Linked DNA regions of Homo sapiens: region 1 is linked to region 2. A link is an interaction called in ENCODE POLR2A ChIA-PET data of the cell type or tissue named here. Cell type or tissue: GM12878. All regions are shown on one strand. Links, peaks and the distances in the headings refer to the core of each region. The heading gives the core; the rest is flanking DNA.

Region 1 (8,959 bases), core at 1,926-6,925, 160 kb before region 2:
CTCAGACATGCCACACTCCACACTTTCTCTTCCTTGCTGCCAAGTCTCCTGTACCCGATGGGCCCCACCCCTCTTGGGCCTCTTTTTTCTCCCCCCAGAACTCATCCTTCCAGACTTAAAGCCGACATCACATCCCCGTGAAGCTCTCTCCCTTGGCACCCCTGGCAGGATGAGTCACCCTGACTCTGCCCACAGTGTTCAGTCCACCTCCCTGTGGACTCACTCTCCCCAGTTTGTTTCCATGGCTGCCTCTGCCACCACTCCAAGAGCTGCTGGAAGGCCACATTTGTGTTCTGTTTATCACTGTCTTGCTCATGTCCTGCATAAAAGGCAACACTTTGGAAACTTTACCAAGACTTCTGTCTTTGCATCTACCCTAGTGCCTGGCTTGCAGCCTGTGCCTTCTATGAGAGCTTTTGTTTGCTTTAGTTTGTTCTAAAGGGTAGAAATCGTCCCTGTAAGCTTCAAAACCTTGATGGCTCATAACCTGGTTCTAAGAAAATTGACTCTCTCTAAAAAGCAGGTCTATCCAGAAACCCATTCCACGGGCCCATATTCAGCTACCAGATTGGAAGTTGTGAGCACTGGTCACGTTAAAATGAGGTTAGGCATGGAAGTTTCAAGTTGGAATGTTTTCCTCAGTCAGACAGAGGCCCTTTGAAAATGAGTTTCTCTCAACTTCCTTCCTGGTCCCCAGTAGAACCTTTGAAGGGTCAGCTGAGGTTTTCTTCACCCGCTCCTTTGTGCACCATGGGTCCTACAGGCAAAATAATGTAAGAAATAGCTCCTGTTTCCCAAAAGTCCTCCTCTTGCCCAGTGGTGGAGAAACCCTGGGGTCAATGAACACAGGGGTGTGTGTTTTGTAATTTGCTACCATCACAGGCTCCTCCAGAGCAAAAAGACCACCGGCGGCTCCCCCACACCACAGCTACTCAGAGTGGACACCACTCCAGCAGCAGCCCTCGGCCCAGACCTACTTAACTAGAGCGTCTGGGGAAGGGACCCCGTGATCTCTGTGTTAACAAGCATGTTCAAAGTTGAGAAGCATTGCCAACAATCACCATCCTTGGCTCGAAGTCAATTTCTGGGATTTAATCCATTTTGCAAAGGAGGCACTTTTCTAAAAACCCTGGATCACTGTGATGAGCCCAAAGCTTCATAATTACGAAGCTGAGTACCCCACATGCAAACGGGGTCACGGAGCAGCAGAAGGGAATTCCAGCCAGGTGCGGCGGCTAGCACCCGTAGTCCCATCTACTTCCCGAGTCAAGGCTGGAGGATCATTTGAAGCCAGGAGTTCAAGACCAGCCTGAGCAATATAGCAAGAGCCTGCTATATATCTATAGATATAGACATAGATATAGATATAGATGATATACATATAGATACAGATATAGATATAGATGATATAGATATAGATAAAGATATAGATATAGATGTATAGTTGGGCATGGTGGCACTCGCCTGCAGTCCCAGCTACTCAGGAGGCTGAGACGGGAGGATTGCTGAGTCCAGGAATTCAAGGCTACAATGAGCTGTGGTCACACATTGCACTCGCCTTTTTTTATTCCCTATATTCTTCCTCACAACACCAGAAATTAAAAGGGAGAGATTTACACTGTTTTCCTCACACAGCCTGGGTGACAATAAGACTCCATTTCTATTAAATAAAACAATTAAAAAACTACAAAAATGTTTTTAAAAGAAGAGAATTTGAGGAGAAGACTTGGAACTGGGAAGTTGTGCAGACAGACCTTTAAGACAGATGAGACCAGCCTGGGTAAGATAGCAAGACTCCATCTCTACAAAAAAGTAAAAAATTAGCTGGGCACAGTAGCATGTGCCTGTAGTCCCAGCTACTCAGGAGGCTGAGGCGGAAGGATTGCTGGAGCCCAGGAGTTCAAGGCTGGAGTTCAAGTCTGCAGTGAGCCTTGATCATGTGAATATACAGCAGCCTGCAAGACAGAGAGAGACCCCATTCAAAAAAAAAAAAAAAGGCAGACAAAGAAATTAGCTCAGGCTCAGGCCCTGATAAAGTTAGATCAAGACTAGGAGAAATTTGGTCAATTTCTGTAAACATCTCCTCCTCAGAGAGGCTTCATAGTCCAACACCATGCAACACCTTCATCTTCTCATCCTACCTTTTCTTCCACGGCATTTCCCACTTCTTGTAACCACACATTTATTTGTTGCTTAATGTCAGCCTCCACCATGAGAATATTAGCACAAGGACAGGAATATGATGTTATGTCCTTGATTAACACCAATGCTTAGAATGGAACTTGGCACATAATAGGGCTTCATCTCTATTCGTTGAATGAGTGAATGTAAACGAATGAATGAATGACAGCACACAAGCTCCATCAATACAAGGATAGTGTCTATCTTGCTCACCTTTGTTTCCCCAGTGCCCAGCACACTGCTTGATACAAAGCAAACAACAAACTCTTGTTGAATCAATTAATAACATGCAAGCACATTTTTTCATCGTCAGCATCAACACTAAAACTGTATTTCACTGAGACCACTCATTATCAGAGCGAGCAGTTACCATGGCATTGCTCAATGTGTGTGTCTGGGGAAGGAAGGCACCAGAGGGGGATGCTGAAGACTTTAAAGGTTGACAGAAACGGTTTCAGGGGTATGGTTTGACATTCACCCAGAGGTTAAAACCTGGAGACATCTAGGCAATAGACTACACCCTCGTCCTGGAGGGGTACGGCAGCTTTTGGAGCATTCGCCTTACTTCCCATTCACTCACTTCTGCATTCTAAATACCATTATTTCCCATCATGCAAATCAGAGTCCACAGCCAACCAAATTCCATTACAATGCACGAATTGTACCTTCACTTGCATGTAGGTTAAATTTAGAATTCAAGTGCACTTACGTGGAGGAAAATAACACATGGCAATTTTTTTTTAAATCAAGTGGTTTATTATTTTTTTTCTTCAATAGGAATTTAAGTTACTTCATTGGTCACTGATTTTGCTACAGAAAACCCTCCAAAGTGATAGAAAATAAGCAAAAAGGATCTGATCTTGCTAACTGTCCGATCAAACAGTAAGACTCACGGTGCTGAGCACTCCCACAAAACCCAGGGCTCCAATAGTGCAGGGCGGGGAAAAGAGGGAGTCTGAGGCCTGGTGGGCATGAATGGGAGTTGCAGAAGAGTCTTTGGGAGGAACCAATTATCAAGACAGTCAAATTATTCAAAGTTGAAATGAGTGAGAATTTATTCACAACATATGCAGCTCTATGGACGCAATTATGCAAATGACTGAAAAGAGGGCACTTAAAAATAGCAGTAAGGCGGCAGCTTTGGTCTCCAGCATGCTGGATACAAGTCAGAACTTAGCTAAACATGAGTCCATCTTAGCCCCTTTTATCCCCTTTATTCTTCCTCATAACACCAGAAATTAAAAGGGGGAGGTTCACACTGTTTTCCTAAAAACCCAATGGGAAAGGAGGTGACAAACGTCCGGTTGTCTCAGCCCTAACCCCTGGGTCATCAGAACTCCTCCTCTGTGCTTCTTTCCAGAGAAAAGATTTGCATTAGCAGAACTTTAAATACATAGATGTAAATTTCCAGAGATTTCCAACTGGTGAAGTGCTGGGTGATTCCTTCTCTTGCCCTAATCCAGTATATATGTTGCTGAAGATAAGCTGAGAAACCTTGCCGTTCCAGTACTGTCTTTCCTACACATACTGTGCAACTACTATTTTGATTTTCAAGACCCTCATAAAGACGGGCAAAAATGCAGGTGAGAGGGAAGGAACCTCCATGGCTTGAAGCTTGGTGACATGATTTGTTCTGCGGGCTATCTGAGCACTCCCAGACCGCAGTGACCACTACCCACCCCGCCCCAAGCTGCCACAGCTGGTGGTGTCTCCTGCGAGGACTGCTCACACGGGCCATCAGAACGTTCGCAGCCTTCCTCTCAGCGTCCGCTTCTTTCTGCCCAGGACAGGCTCCCTGCTGTAGCCATGAGGGCGGATTTTCAACTCCACGTAAGGAATGGAGAATTCATGTCCTTTCCAAGGCTCCCAGTTCACCCCCTACCAAAAAAAAAAAAAAAGCCACATCAAGAAGAGGCTCTTAGGAGGAGGGCAGGGTGGGTTATGGTACAAAGGAATTAATTAATTAATTAATTACCAGTGAAACCACTCCCTCTCTGCTCAGGAGAGAGAAAGAGACGGGGTGATGAGAAGGGAGGGGAGGGCAGGATCCGGACACACGCGCCCTCTGCTGGGCAGCTGGGGTTAGACGGGCTGAGAGGACTTGGACGATTTGGAAGCTGGCGGTCTCTATGGTGGGAGCAAGGGGGTGTGAGCCCGGGAGCTGGGTGAGGCCAGAGCAGCCACAGAGACAACACAGGGGTCAACCGGGCCGGCAATGGGCAAATTATCTTTCCTTCACTCTTTTCCTTTCCAAAAAATTAAAGGCAAAAATAAACATATTAATTGGCCAGTTGTGTAAAATCATTTTCAATTTAGACTGTTTAGATATTAGCTCTGGGGTAACAAATAGCCTGCTGAAAACTAAATTTCATTTTATTTCTTTTGACTGGTGAGCGCAATAATATTTAATTCACTTAATAACCCTGCAACCTGGCCAATAAAAAGCCCAAGTGACCAATTTTATGTATTTTAATTTGTGAGGTAAATAATAAACAAGAAGCTAAATGCCTTGCAGACTGTGAAAAGCGCATTAAACAGATGAATGTCTTTTATTAGCAAATATGGGATGGTTCAGGGCATCCTGGCTGCTCGTTTCCAATATTTGATCTCCTATCCCTGGCTTCCCTGAGTCAGCCCACACGCTGCCACCATGATTCATGGGCCCACCCTCCCCAGCTTCCCTGGGGGCAAATTTCTTCTTCCCTTTGAAAAATCACATAAAGATTGGGAGTCCCGAAGACTGGTCAGGGCCAAAGTAATCAAAATGTACCTGGACTTCGGATGTGCTAATATTTACAGTAATATTGGTACAAGGTGAGTTCTGAAGAGGTGGCTTCCTGGAGGCTTAGGATCAGGGCTGCAGATGGGAAATTAGAAACCTAGGATGGGGACTCAGCGTTTGTGGAGGGGAGAGGATTAATGACGAGCAGAGACAAAGATGCAATTTTCAAGAAACTGTGAGGGAGCAGGTGGGAAGTGCCCCGCAGCTGTCAAAGAGTCAGGATGATGCACTGGGGCAGAGGAGGCTTGAGAAATAGCGGGTGGGACAGTTTCAGGGCAATGTGGGAAGAGGAGCCCTCCTGGACCCCTGGGCCCTGGGCGCACACTCCCAATGTGGAGAGACTGGTCTAGCTCAATGTTCTGGGAAGGTTTTGGGTGAAGTGGATCCAAGAGTAGGTCTGACCTAAGGCACAAAAGACTGTTTTCCTGGTGATCAAAGGACTTGAGACAGCTTTTTTTTTTTTTTTTTTTTTTTGAGACAGGGTCTTGCTCTGCCACCCAGGCTGGAGTGCAGTGGCTTGATCATGGCTCACTGCAGTCTCAACCTCCCAGGCTCAAGTGATCTTCCTGCCTCAGCTTCCCTAGAGGCAGGGACTACAAGTGCACGCCATAATGCCCAGCTAATTTTTGTATCTTTTGTAGAGACAGGGTTTCACGATGTTACCCAGGCTGGTCTCAAATTCCTGGGCACGAGCAATCAGCTCACCTCAGCCTCCCAGAGTGCTGGGATTACAGGCATGAACCACCATGCTCAGCCTAAAGAAATAGCTCTTGTTCAACTAGGAGAACAACTAGAAAGTAGGCAGTGTTTGTTATAAACTGAATGTTTGTGTCTCTTCAAAATTCATGTAGTAAAGCCCTAACCACCCCCCACCAACATGATGGTATGTAGAGGGGGCCTCTGGAAGGTAATTAGGTTTACATGAGACCATGAGGTGGAGCCCTCATGATGGGACATATGCCCCTATATGAAGAAGAGATCAGAGCTCCTTTCTGTCCGCCATGTGAGGACGCACAGCCACAAGCCAGCAAGGTCCACCACCAAGAACCAAATCTGCCAGCAGTCTGATCTTGGACTTCCCAGCCTCCAGAACTGTGAGAAATAAATGTCTGTTGTTTGAGCCACCTGGTCTGTGTTATTTTGTTACAGCAGCTAGAGCTGACAGTGTGTGAACTAGTAAAATGAGACAGCGTGCAGAGCACATCATCTGTCATTACATGGCAGTGGGCAGCCCAAGCTTTTCCCGCACCTTCCCCTAGGCAAGTGTGCAGCTCTGGGAATGCAAAACAAGCAGGGCCATGGCCATCAGGAAGGGAGGCCACGACCTCAAGGCCATGGAGCCTGGAGGAGAAGCTCTACTGCTTTGACTGGAAGCTTCAGAAGGAGAGGGGCTGCCAGACTGGCCTGGAGGGTGTCCATTTGGAAGCTGAATATGGACATACCCTGGGACAGAAAAGACATTCACCTGTCACCTACCTCACTGTGCTTGGTCTCCCCATATCTGCCATTAGGGTTGGCCAAGTGGCAGTTCTTATACCACCAGCCACCATGATGTGTCAGGGCACAGTTGCTGAGTGCGATATCATTGTCTCTGTCAAAAGTTGTAAACTTCCATCCATTGTGGTAAGTAAGAGCATCCCCTGCAGGAGAGAAGAGACGGAGGCGAGAGCCCAGGGTTAGCCACCGAGGAGATGATCAAAAGAGGACCCAGCAGGAAGATCTCTAGGCATGAAAATGCCAAAGATGCAGCCAGTCATGTCACAGGTAGTCACCGCTCTCTCAAAACAGCCCAAATGGGAACATGACACATGGGAACAAGCTGTCTTTCCTGGCCTGTACCCCAACTTCAGGCCTGTTTCTCCAACAGTTCTCATAGCATTTTCACTTGGAAGCTCCACAGTCAGATCAAATATCCAAACATAACAACTCTCCCCAAGTCCCTGACCACACCACACACAAGAGCACCACTCTCCACTCTACCCACTCTGCCTTGGGTCCACCCTTCTCCACACCACCCAGACCTGGAACCTGGAGCCATGTTTGGAAATCCCTTCATACCTCTTCTCAAGCCCTCCCTCTGCAGGTCACTCACATACACCCCTATGTCTCTGCTCCCATGACAGCCACCCTCGGCCTTCTCTCATCCTGGGTCTGTGTTAACAAAACAGCCTTCTCTCTGGCTTCTTGCCTGCCAGCCCCTCTGGAGTTTAGACGTCCATTTTCATCATCTCAGGCCTAACAGTCTACTTCATACCACGTGGAGGTGAATTCCTCTTCCATGCCTTGCAGGCCTGTAGGTTGGTTGTGCCCTATGCACAGTCTTGCATCCCACCATCTCCACCACACACCCTCCACTGTGGACCAGCCCACCTTCCAGGAGATTTCTCTCTGCCCTCATCTGTCCAAATCCCAACCATCCCTTCAAAGCCTAGCTCAAGGCCACTTCTAAAGAAGATTCTCTTTATTGGTCTTCCCATGCACCCTCCTAACACACACACACACACACACCTACACACAAACACTCCTGAACTTCCAGAGCCCTTCTGGAGACACATGTAAAATTCAGTCCTTCATTACATCCCATCTGGAAAACTGCTTTAATTATTTTGCTTATGTATCTCCTGTTTCCCTATCATATTTTTCATCCTTTTACAAGCTTTCTTTTTCTGCTCATAAAAGGCAATAAGGGCCCATATCAATCACAAGCTTCATCAAGCTCTGTTCCTGCAATAAAGATTCTTACATTTATATCTCAGCTCTAAGTTTAGCGATCTTCTTCGCATGTGCATTCTCATCTCACTCTCACAGCAACCCTGTGAAGTGAGCAGGGCAGCTCTTAGTCCCGTGGGGAAACAAATTCAAAAAGGTTAGACTCTAGGAACTTCTTAAGGTCCCACCGTCCACAAACAGCAGAGCTGGGACTCAAATCTCTGTCCTGAGATTCCAAGTCCAGGGTTCTTTCTGAGACACCAATCCACCTATGCCTTCCTTGTTTCAATGGGGGGCTTCTTGCACGCTAGCAAGAGAGAGCTATCTATCAATGGCTCTTCAAGTGGGGTTCCCAGACCAGCAGCATCCACATCCCCTGAGAACTTGTTAGAAATGCAAATGGGCCAGGCACGGTGGCTCACACCTGTAATCCCAGCACTTTGAGAGGCCGAGGCAGGCAGATCATGAGGTCAGGAGTTCAAGACCAGCCTGGCCAATATGGTGAAACGCCGTCTCTACTGAAAATACAAAAATTGGCCTGGCATGGTGGTGCACACCTGTAGTCCCAGCTACTCTGGAGGCTGAGGCAGAAGAATTGCTTGAATCCGGGAGGTGGAGGTTGCAGTGAGCCAAGATCGTGCCACTGCACTCCAGCCTGGGTGACAGAGTGAGTCTCCATCTCAAAAAAAAAAAGAAAAGAAAAAAGAAATGCAAATTATTTGGCCCCAGCCCAGACCTACAGAACCGGAAACTACAGGTTGGGCCCCGGCAACCTATGCCTTGACAAGCCCTTCCGATGATCTGACGCAGGCTACAGTGTGAGAACCTCTGGTCTACAACTTCACTTGTTTTTTAGGGAACATTTACTGAATACCTGCTGTGGAGCAGCACATGCTTGGCTCTGTGAACACAAAAATAAGAAGGTCCTTGCTCTCAAAAACGTTTTTGGAGTGGGTGGGGTGAATATGCAGAGTTGGTAGCATATGTTAAAAGGGAAGGTCCTAATTTGCCCCCTCCAAGTCTGCAATCTCACCAGCAGCTCGTTTATGCCTCACCCAGAAAAAGCAGGAGGATTCTGGGGCCACGGAGGCCACTTCCACGCAAACACAGCAGACAGGTCTGTCTCCAGTAGTTTTCTCCAATCCAAGAAAGGTATATTGTCATGCTAGTCATACACATTTCCGCCTCCCTCTAGACTTTGTACAGAAAGTTAACCACAGCTTGAAATAACGTGCAGTGTCTCCCTTAGTAACCTTCTTTAAATGAGCACAGCTTAGCTAATTTACA
Region 2 (8,959 bases), core at 2,166-7,165:
TCTGCTGGTAGTTTGAAGAGAGGATATGTAAACTTGGTAGCTGTGTACTTAGAAGCAGAGAAAGCCTGTTTTCAGAGAGAAGAATGAAGCAGGTAAGTCATCTGGAAGGACAAGCAGAAGCACAATTTTGGGAACAGTTGCTTTCAGAGTCCTGATGGCATTCCAGCCCCTTGTCCTAGTGCCAGTTCAGGCCCAAGTGTTTGGCCTTTGGGACCTATGATACAGATATCCTATTTCCTTTTAATTAATTGCCTCTTAAAATTACTATTATTAAGCTAGCTTGCAAGGGTTTCTGTTACGTGGAATCAAGGAACCTCAGTAGAGAGGAAAATGAAGCACTTTGTGGTGGTGCTGCACAGGGTATCATTTTGCAGGGTATATACTGTGTGTTTTCTACGTTGACTGGAGTCTGGGGTCAGGTGTAAGAAGTGTTACATAAACATTGGGTTCAAATGAGTCAGAATAAAGTCAACTAAAAAAATAAAAAAGACATACATGGACTTCAGAACAAATGTTTATTACTGCTTAATGGGGCCAAAGGGGCAACACAAAGCATTGAAAACATCACTGGCTCACAAAAACAGTCACCTTGTTACCTTCTCAGTTGCATTTGTTTATTTCACAAGGCTTCATTCACACATAAAAACAAGATACTAATCCAATTCAAGTTCATAACGATTATAAAAGTAAACATTTGTTGGGACAATGTACAATAAATTGCACTTTTTAGACAAGCATTACATTTACATTTATAGAGTGTACTATACATAATACATGGAATTACGGAAACGTCTAATTGGTCATTGTTTATAGAGGAAGAGGCTGATCACTAACGTTTATTTTGTAGTTAATTAGTACTGTTCAGACTAATCAACTCCTTTATTCTAGAACCTGTTTTCATTAGAGATGCCATGGACAAAATAATGGAATTCATAAAAATAGACAATTCCAGAATCTCTACTACCTCCTCTGCAAGGGAAAGGTAGGAGTTAGAAAGAAAGGAAGTGGGGCTGACTGAGAAACTTTGTCCCTCATTTGAACTAAGGATCCATGCATTATGCAAAATACCAAAAATAGAGAAACTGATACAAAAGGCTTTTGGGACATCTTGGATCTGGGACCATCTCCAGCCTTATTCTTGTGCTTTCATGACACCAGAGTCTTTCGATGCATTTATATTCTCACAATTCAGTCCATATATTTTATCCCATATATAATATATAGTTATTAAAAGTTATACAGTTTAATGGAAAAGATTTTACATGTTAACTAATTGCCAATGAAAAAGGAAAATAACTTAAAATGTTCACTTTCTACTCAATGATTCTTTTTTCTTAAGCTTTTCAGAATACCACTAATGACAAACCAGAGATGGAGGTAGGAAGAATGGGATATATTAATGAAATGTTTTTATAGCAGGCAGCAAATTCAGGTGGAGATAAGCTTGACATATGTAGTCTTTTAGATGCAAACTGAGAAAGGAATGCCAGACAGCTGACTGCAGTCACTAAAATCTCCTATATGCCCACTTTTCTCATTACAACTCAAGATCAGCATCTCCTATTGAGGTGCAGCCAAGGTTGAAGTCCTCATTTTGGTCACTTTTGAAAGATAAAGAATTTGCTAAGGTAAAGGGCTTTGCCTGTATTAAATGGAAGCCATTATGAGAGAGGAAGAATGTGTTGGGACAGTTCTAGTTCAGTGTGACTATCAGCATGGCGACGAGAAAGAGTTTTATATCTGGTTGTAGGAAACAGGCTGCAGAGCTGTGGTCTGGCCTTCTGGCTTTCATCATCATTTCTTGAAATCTCAATGTGTATTTGGTTGTGTGGTACCCAGGTAAACAAAAGCAGCAGAGATACTCTATATAAAATTCTTCCAATTAAACACACATACAAACCTAATAGTGTTCAAATCATACAACAGAATTTCTTCACACTCATTTGTAATTGGAGAAAAGGAGTCAGTATTTTGGAGTGTTTTTAAGGGCAAGTTATATAATATAATCATCTTGCTAATCAAGTAAAAGTGTTCTTTCCCAGAAGATAAAACAAAACCAAGGCATTTAATTTTTTAAAAGTTTTTTCCCTTAAAGGGGCCCCCCTAATCAGGCAGGTACCTAAGTGTTTGATGCAAAGGTTGGTGGGAGAGTTAGTAGACAGATTTTAGTGAAAGTATGAAGACTTAAACCCCTACATCAGTTACACATGTGATTCTCCTGGGTGACTGGCTCACTCCTTTAAAGATGTAACTCTATCTCCTCTGCCCAAATCTGTATTGTTTTCCGTTGGTTTTCTCACTTCAGCTAGGAAATAAAGCAACTAGTTATTAACTGGAAAATATTTTAAGAAAATGGAGCAGGGGTTGGAGAAAAATAAATATTAATACATCATAGGAAAAAAATGAAACAAGATACATACTATTAAATATCCCCACATCCATACAAAGGTTGCTTTTCTACTTTACTCAGGACATTTCAGAAAGCCAATGAAGAAGTACTAATTTAACAGCTGGGAGAGGGGCAGAAGACACTGGTTGAATGGCATTCCTATTAGTGTTCCTGATAGGCACTCATAAATAAACAGAACATTAAGTAACAGAATTTCTTTGCATTAAATTATATGTAACTAAATAAAACCAAATTTTGACATGGTTCAGGATGTGGGAAGCTAGCAAACATATGCACTGCAAAATCCAGCTTGGTTTCTTTCAGATTTAAAGACGTGTTTAGATTCTCAAGATACAAAAGCTGATGAACTGAATTATGAAGTTGAATTTCATTCATTTAATTTTTTCCACAGAATTTAATGAAAATAGAAATGATCAATTCTTAGATACTGCAAATATTAGATTTTCAGAGGAATGTTTTGTACAGAGTGCATCCTAGCAAAGGATGAAAAACACTAGAATGTTTTGAAACTTTCCTGGATATTTGGCTGGTTAATCTCTTCTAAGTGAAATTCAAGAGAAGAGATGCAATTCTCAAATATATCTCAAAATAACTAAAATTAAAACTAGGAGTTACTTCATGCTGGGATGCATGAGTTTTCCAACAATAGACAGTGAAGGACATATTGTTTGGAATATTGCTATTATAACATATTGTATGAACAATCATATCACATACCAAATTCTGAATTTTCTTTGTTTCTAGTCTTTACTATTGCTACTGACTCAAAGGCATTGCAGTGAAGGAGAGTTTAGGCTTATGGTACCAACAGGCATACCCAAGTATGATATGGGGCTGGAGAATAAAAAAAAAAAAAATATGTATTGCCCTCGTAATCTTTTGAAAGAGCTAAAAGAAAACTCAAAAGATGGACTTATCAAACTTGAGAGGTATGTACCTGGTGATTTTTCGAGACGGAATTTTGCTCTTGTCGCCCAGGCTGGATGGAATGTAATGCCGTAATCTTGGCCCACTGCAACCTCTGCCTCCTGGGTTCAAGTGATTCTCCTGCCTCAACCTCCCGAGTAGCTGGGATTACAGGCACCCGCCACCAAGCCCGGCTAATTTTTGTATTTTGCAGTAGAGATAGGGTTTCACCATGTTGGCCAGGCTGGTCTCAAACTCCTGACCTTAGGTGATCCACCCACCTCAGCCTCCCAAAGTGCTGGGATTACAGATGTGAGCCACCATGCCTGGCCAGGGGGGATTTTTCTCTTCTCCTCTTTAAAAGGAAAGGGACTATGAAGTTGAACAAGGTCTTTAGATAAGGGATTGACCTAGAGCCATTATGTTTCTCCCTCACCTACTATTATTTAAAGAAAATTACACACTTTAGGCATTCTGTGGAATGTACTTATTTTTGTAAATTGAAACAAGCTCTGTACAGAACTATGAAATTCACAACACAAAAGAGCATCTTTAATTTAGCTGGCCATTTGATAAGGCAACTGCACAAGGCTTCTTGGAATCAAAGCGTAAAGTACCAGTAAAGCTAACAGCCTATACTAAATGATTTACAAAAACAAGCGCCAAGATAACATTTTCTAGCTATTACATTTTACAAAAAAAAAAAAAAAAAAATTAGCTTATCTAGACCACCATGTAGAGAATGTTAAAGCCAACACAGACACTTGGAATGCTGGGTTATGTTCCTTTTTGTTAAGAAAATAAATTTTGTAATGAAAGATGTCAGAACAACAATGAAAGATTTATGTAAGAAAAGTATTATCTGATGAGTATAACATAACAATCACATCAGTTTTATGGGCTGTAGAGAATATAAACACAGATAAAGGGGATTTCACTTTTTAGAACATAAAAGATCATTTTAGAGGAAAAGATCCACTGTGAGCAACTTGGTGCATCCTCCTGGGATGTAGATGGCTCTTATTTGATTCTTCTAAGGGTGTGTTACTTTTAATTGCAAAATATGGCACAGATGAGAATCATTCTGGCACTACAGAGTTTAAGATTCTTTGCAAATAATATGTTCAACAATGAGGCCAATGATTAATATCAACAAATGTTATTGTACATATCTAATAGTAGTTTGGTTGGTTTGAAAGGATCAGAGGCCTCCAAAATAGTTTATAAAATAAAAATAGTTTTGCTCTTATCAAATAATTTCCTGCAAGGACTATTTTTATAGGCATGTTAAATATAATTGAAAAAATATTTCCACTAATTTTTAAACAATAGCTTTACCTTTCCATGAGATAAGTATTTCTGTAAAGGTTTTATATTCAATCAAAAATGTTACAAATGCATTTGTATCTCTTTATGGGTACGAAGGACACATTTTCAGGGAACTACAGAAATCAGAAAAAGTTGCCCAGCATTAAACTAAGATGATGTGAGCCTGACCTCTATTTCCCATTTCAATACTATGTCCTTTAACAAAGTTACAGTATTGTTAGTGTTTCCTTAGCAAGTATATATCAACGTTAAATGAAATACTCTGTCCCTGGTTCTATATTCCACTCTATTCAGCACAATGGCTGAACCTGGGGCTTTTTAGGCGTCTCTGGTAAAGGCTCCCTAAGTCTGTAAGGTGCAATATCCACCTTTAACTTTATAATTGCCAGAAGTCACATCTGTGTCCATACTTTGGTGTACTTAGGAACTCACAAGTCCTATGTGGCATTCTTAAAAGGATCTGTTAGAATACCACAGCCCAAATGATCCTGACCTACACTTATTAAAATTTCAGTTCCTTTTACCTAGCGTATAATCTGAACAGCCCGTCTATTCCTGGCACTTCATTTCCAGATGTACCGAACAGAAAATGAAAGTAAACCAATGATCGCTGATTGGTTCTTTCCTTTGGACAGGATTAACACTTCCCTGGGAATCAGGCTCAGGAGGAAACCTGAGAGTGGTCATGCCTGGCCCCACAGTGTGCTTTATCTGAATAAATCCTGAAAACTTAAGATGTTTAGGTTTCAATTTTTTTTTTCCTGTGACAAAGATCTTCTTATCACTTCAACCTTGGAATAACAGATGTCTCCATTTTTATGTAAGATAAAAATAATTATGAATAATTCTAAATAAAAAAGCATTTAGTTCTGAATTACTTATTTCCAACTAAACATCAGGCAAACAAAATAATGTGTAATACTATGATGGATCTGAACATGGCCTTCCAGAAGCTGGAAAATAGGTATTCAACATAGAACAGGTCAGTTTAAATAGCATCCCTTTGAAAAGTGTCATACAAGAAAGAGTGAGAGCTACTGAAAAATTCTGGCTTGTTTTCTGGCCTCCTTGACTTTCCTTCAAAGGGACACCAGGAAGAATCCTCCCAGATTTCCATTGGTTTGAACATTGTGCTCTTGTGCTTGGGTAAGGCTGGAACTATGTGCTCTCCTTGGGTGGCTGGGTGACCGGTGCTGGCTGCAATGGCTGGGTGCCCGTGGCCGTTTTGATAGAGTTCAGGGTTTTGCTAAACCAAGAGTTTTTCGCAGCTTGGATTTCATTCATAAGGGCTCCTCTCTGATGTTCAAGTTCCTAATTAAAGCAAGAAAATCATCTGAGTTAAATAAATGTTTTCTCTTTGCCAATAAATAAATAAAAGTGTGCAGCTTTTTGGAGTCTCAAGGTATGTGCTGCCAATTTTCCTCCCACAAAACCCAGGAGAGATTGAATTGGCTTCTTAGTACAAGGATAAAGTTAAGAGCTAAAAGACTTATCAAAAATCTAGAATCTGTGCTTTCTTTAAACAGTGAAAGAAAAGCTCATTTTATTCTTTTTTTCCCTGCAAGTTAGGTCCAAATTTAGGTTTAGGTTGCAATCCGATATAACAGGTTTAAAAACCACAAATAAATGTAAACATATGGATGAATTTTTACTGATAGTAGAAGCATGAATGAATTCCAGTTCCAAAGAAATAGGCTTTGCCCTAAGAATGTCCAAGGTCAGAGCAGACACATGGTGGAAGCTGGCTGGTGTGGTGGAGGCTGGTGACATGGCAGCCATGGTGCTGGTAGGGATCACTGGGAAAATGAAATGAAGAAGAGTCCATCAGAAGCCAGGACTATTTCTAATTATATTATGCGCCAATATGGAGAAAGATAATGGGGAAAGAGGTTTGACAAAATGAGCTAAAGATAAAAAGAAGCTCTAAAGGAAAGAACGGGTGTCAGCCAATGTGTGACTCTCAGGGTAGACACAGCAGAGGGGGTTTGGTTTTTCATTTTCAGGATCAGCCACTGAAGTGACCACATTCTGTGAGAAAGGATGTAAGCAAAAAATCTCAGGGTAAAAAAAACAAGCATATGCTTAATTAAATTCCCATAAGATATAATTTTAATTATTAAAATTTCATTTAAAATTATATATTTGTTTATATCAGCGTTAAGAATACATGATATAAAATGTGATTATGCAGGACACATTAGCAGACAGAAAATGTATTCATCATACAATTCTGACCTAGATAGGTGTATTCTGAAGTACTAGAGTATCCTGGACCATTAATTGTTTATTCTTTCTTCTTGTTCTTTTATCAAATCACCAACCTGAATTTTACACTTGGCCTCCACCAACTGCAGTTTGGTTTGTGCCAGTTCCAGTTCCATCTCTCTCAGCTGCTTCTTAAGTGAGTCCTTCTCATCATCTGTTTCAATTCCCTGGTCCTCTCTGCCTGTGGCTGCTAGTTTCAAAGCACCCTCCTTGCTGAAAATGTCACTGCAGTGTTTGCATGCCATCATCTTACCCTAAAGTATCCAAAAGAGATAACCAACATCAAACTATTCCATAGGCTAAATCACCTTCTGAAACAATTTATGACTTTTTTAGATGCTGCTTATTGTCATAGATGCAGGCCCATTTCTGAAGGTTAATTATTTTTCTTGTGCTGCAATCAAAATCATTAGCCCGAACCCAACTATCCAAGACGGGTGCTCCTTTTTCCTGAAGTATCTCTAGAAATACCCTAGAAATAGAAGGTATTGTAGCATCTCTTTGAAATCTGTTCTAGAAATTTTATGCTATCATTATTCTTACTAGATGCCAAGCCCCACACCAAATGCTTTACTTGTAGTATTTCACTTAATCCTAGAGCAACTGTATAAGTAAGCACTATCATCATCCTCATTTCATAAAGAAACTCAGAGTTTAAAGAACTTGCCTGTAGTAGACTGAGGAAGGTCATCATGACTAACCTAAATCTACCCTTGCAACAAAGCACATGTCCTGTTGTTGAATTTTAAGCAAAGAGGACCCCTGTTGCTTAATAAAAGTAACTCCGGCCGGGCCTGGTGGCTCACGCCTGTAATCCCAGCACTTTGGGAGTCCAAGGCAGGCAGATCACAAGGTCAGGAGATTGAGACCAGCCTGGCTAACACGGTGAAACCTCGTCTCTACTAAAAATACAAAAAATTAGCCAGGCATGGTGGCACACGCCTATAGTCCCAGCTACTCGGGAGGCTGAGGCAGGAGAATCGCTTGAACCCGGGAGGCGGAGCTTGCAGTGAGCCGAGATCGCGCCACTGCACTCCAGCCTGGGCGAGAGAATGAGACTCCATCTCAAAAAATAAAAATAAAATAAAATAACTCTACCACATGCCCGCATTGCCAATCGGGCACACAGCACTAAACAACAGCAACTGTTTTCCAGACAATAGTACTGTTGTTTACTTATTTTCAAAAATAATTCAATAGAGATAAAAGATATTACATGCTATTTCTACTTTGATGCCCTACTGCTACAAGCTCAATGTGTCCATCACCGTGCCCATCCTCCTCTCTTCACACACACAAAAAGCAACTCTCCACCACACTTTTGTGCCACTGGGCATGTCTCCACCATTTGGGCCTGACGACTTTGGATCATCTTTTCATTAGCTCCTCTTTCATCCCATGTCCAGCTGACCATTAATTTCTTCCTCTTGGGCCAGGTGCAGTGGCTCATGCCTGTAATACCACAACTTTGGGAGGCTAAGGTGGGTGGATCACGAGGTCAAGAGAGCGAGACCATCCTGGCCAACATGGTGAAACCCCGTCTCTAGTAAAAATACAAAAATTAGCTGGGCATGGTGGCGGGCACCTATAGTCCCAGCTACTCAGGCGGCTGAGGCAGAAGAATGGCGTGAACCCGGGAGGCGGAGCTTGCAGTGTGCCGAGATCGCGCCACTGCACTCCAGCCTGGCGACAGAGCAAGACTCCGTCTCAAAAAAAAAAAAATTTCTTCCTCTGACATGTCTGAGCTCTTGCCATTCCAGGCCAAATCCCTAGGGGTCACCTTCTCAGTACTCACTGGCTTCCTTCTCATCCCATCCATAAACCACTCTTCGTATTCCTTTTCATTAATATTAATTAGACATGTAAAAACAAAACTTGTCACTCTCTTAAGAACCTCTGAGAATAATTAGCCCAGTATAGGCATATTGTAAATATTTGTTGTGTATTTACTGTTGACTAAAAATGTTAAAGAAATAGTTTTGATCTGAGTCTTAAATGATTAAAAGTTTACCAAGCTGGCTAAGTAATTTTATTAGGTTGAACCACCTG

What was found. ChIA-PET counts read pairs that join two places held together with the same protein. Peaks named below come from ENCODE experiments on the same cell type or tissue, not always from the same donor. Only the 100,000 strongest peaks of a DNase experiment are listed, where the experiment ranks them.
Region 1: POLR2A ChIA-PET joins it to region 2 with 9 read pairs; 3 of 35 experiments call an interaction of 5 or more read pairs at or near these places.

The regions. Positions count from the first base shown.
Region 1 is chr1:175,142,031-175,150,989 of GRCh38, reverse strand. TNN (tenascin N) reads right to left here. Exons shown (of 19, transcript NM_022093.2): 18 at 6,440-6,603; 19 at 2,915-4,059. The coding sequence ends at 3,919. Among named protein-coding and RNA genes, the nearest start is that of KIAA0040, 46 kb to the left of the region's middle. In GM12878, for the core only: a CTCF peak has its summit at 4,255 (motif pointing left); no DNase peak of the experiment used is centred there.
Region 2 is chr1:174,986,846-174,995,804 of GRCh38, reverse strand. It overlaps RABGAP1L (RAB GTPase activating protein 1 like), which reads right to left. Exons shown (of 26, transcript NM_001366446.1): 25 at 6,967-7,164; 26 at 497-5,956. The coding sequence ends at 5,804. Among named protein-coding and RNA genes, the nearest start is that of CACYBP, 8.6 kb to the left of the region's middle. In GM12878, for the core only: no CTCF peak of the experiment used is centred there; no DNase peak of the experiment used is centred there; H3K4me3 peaks cover 1,695 bases; H3K27ac peaks cover 2,137 bases.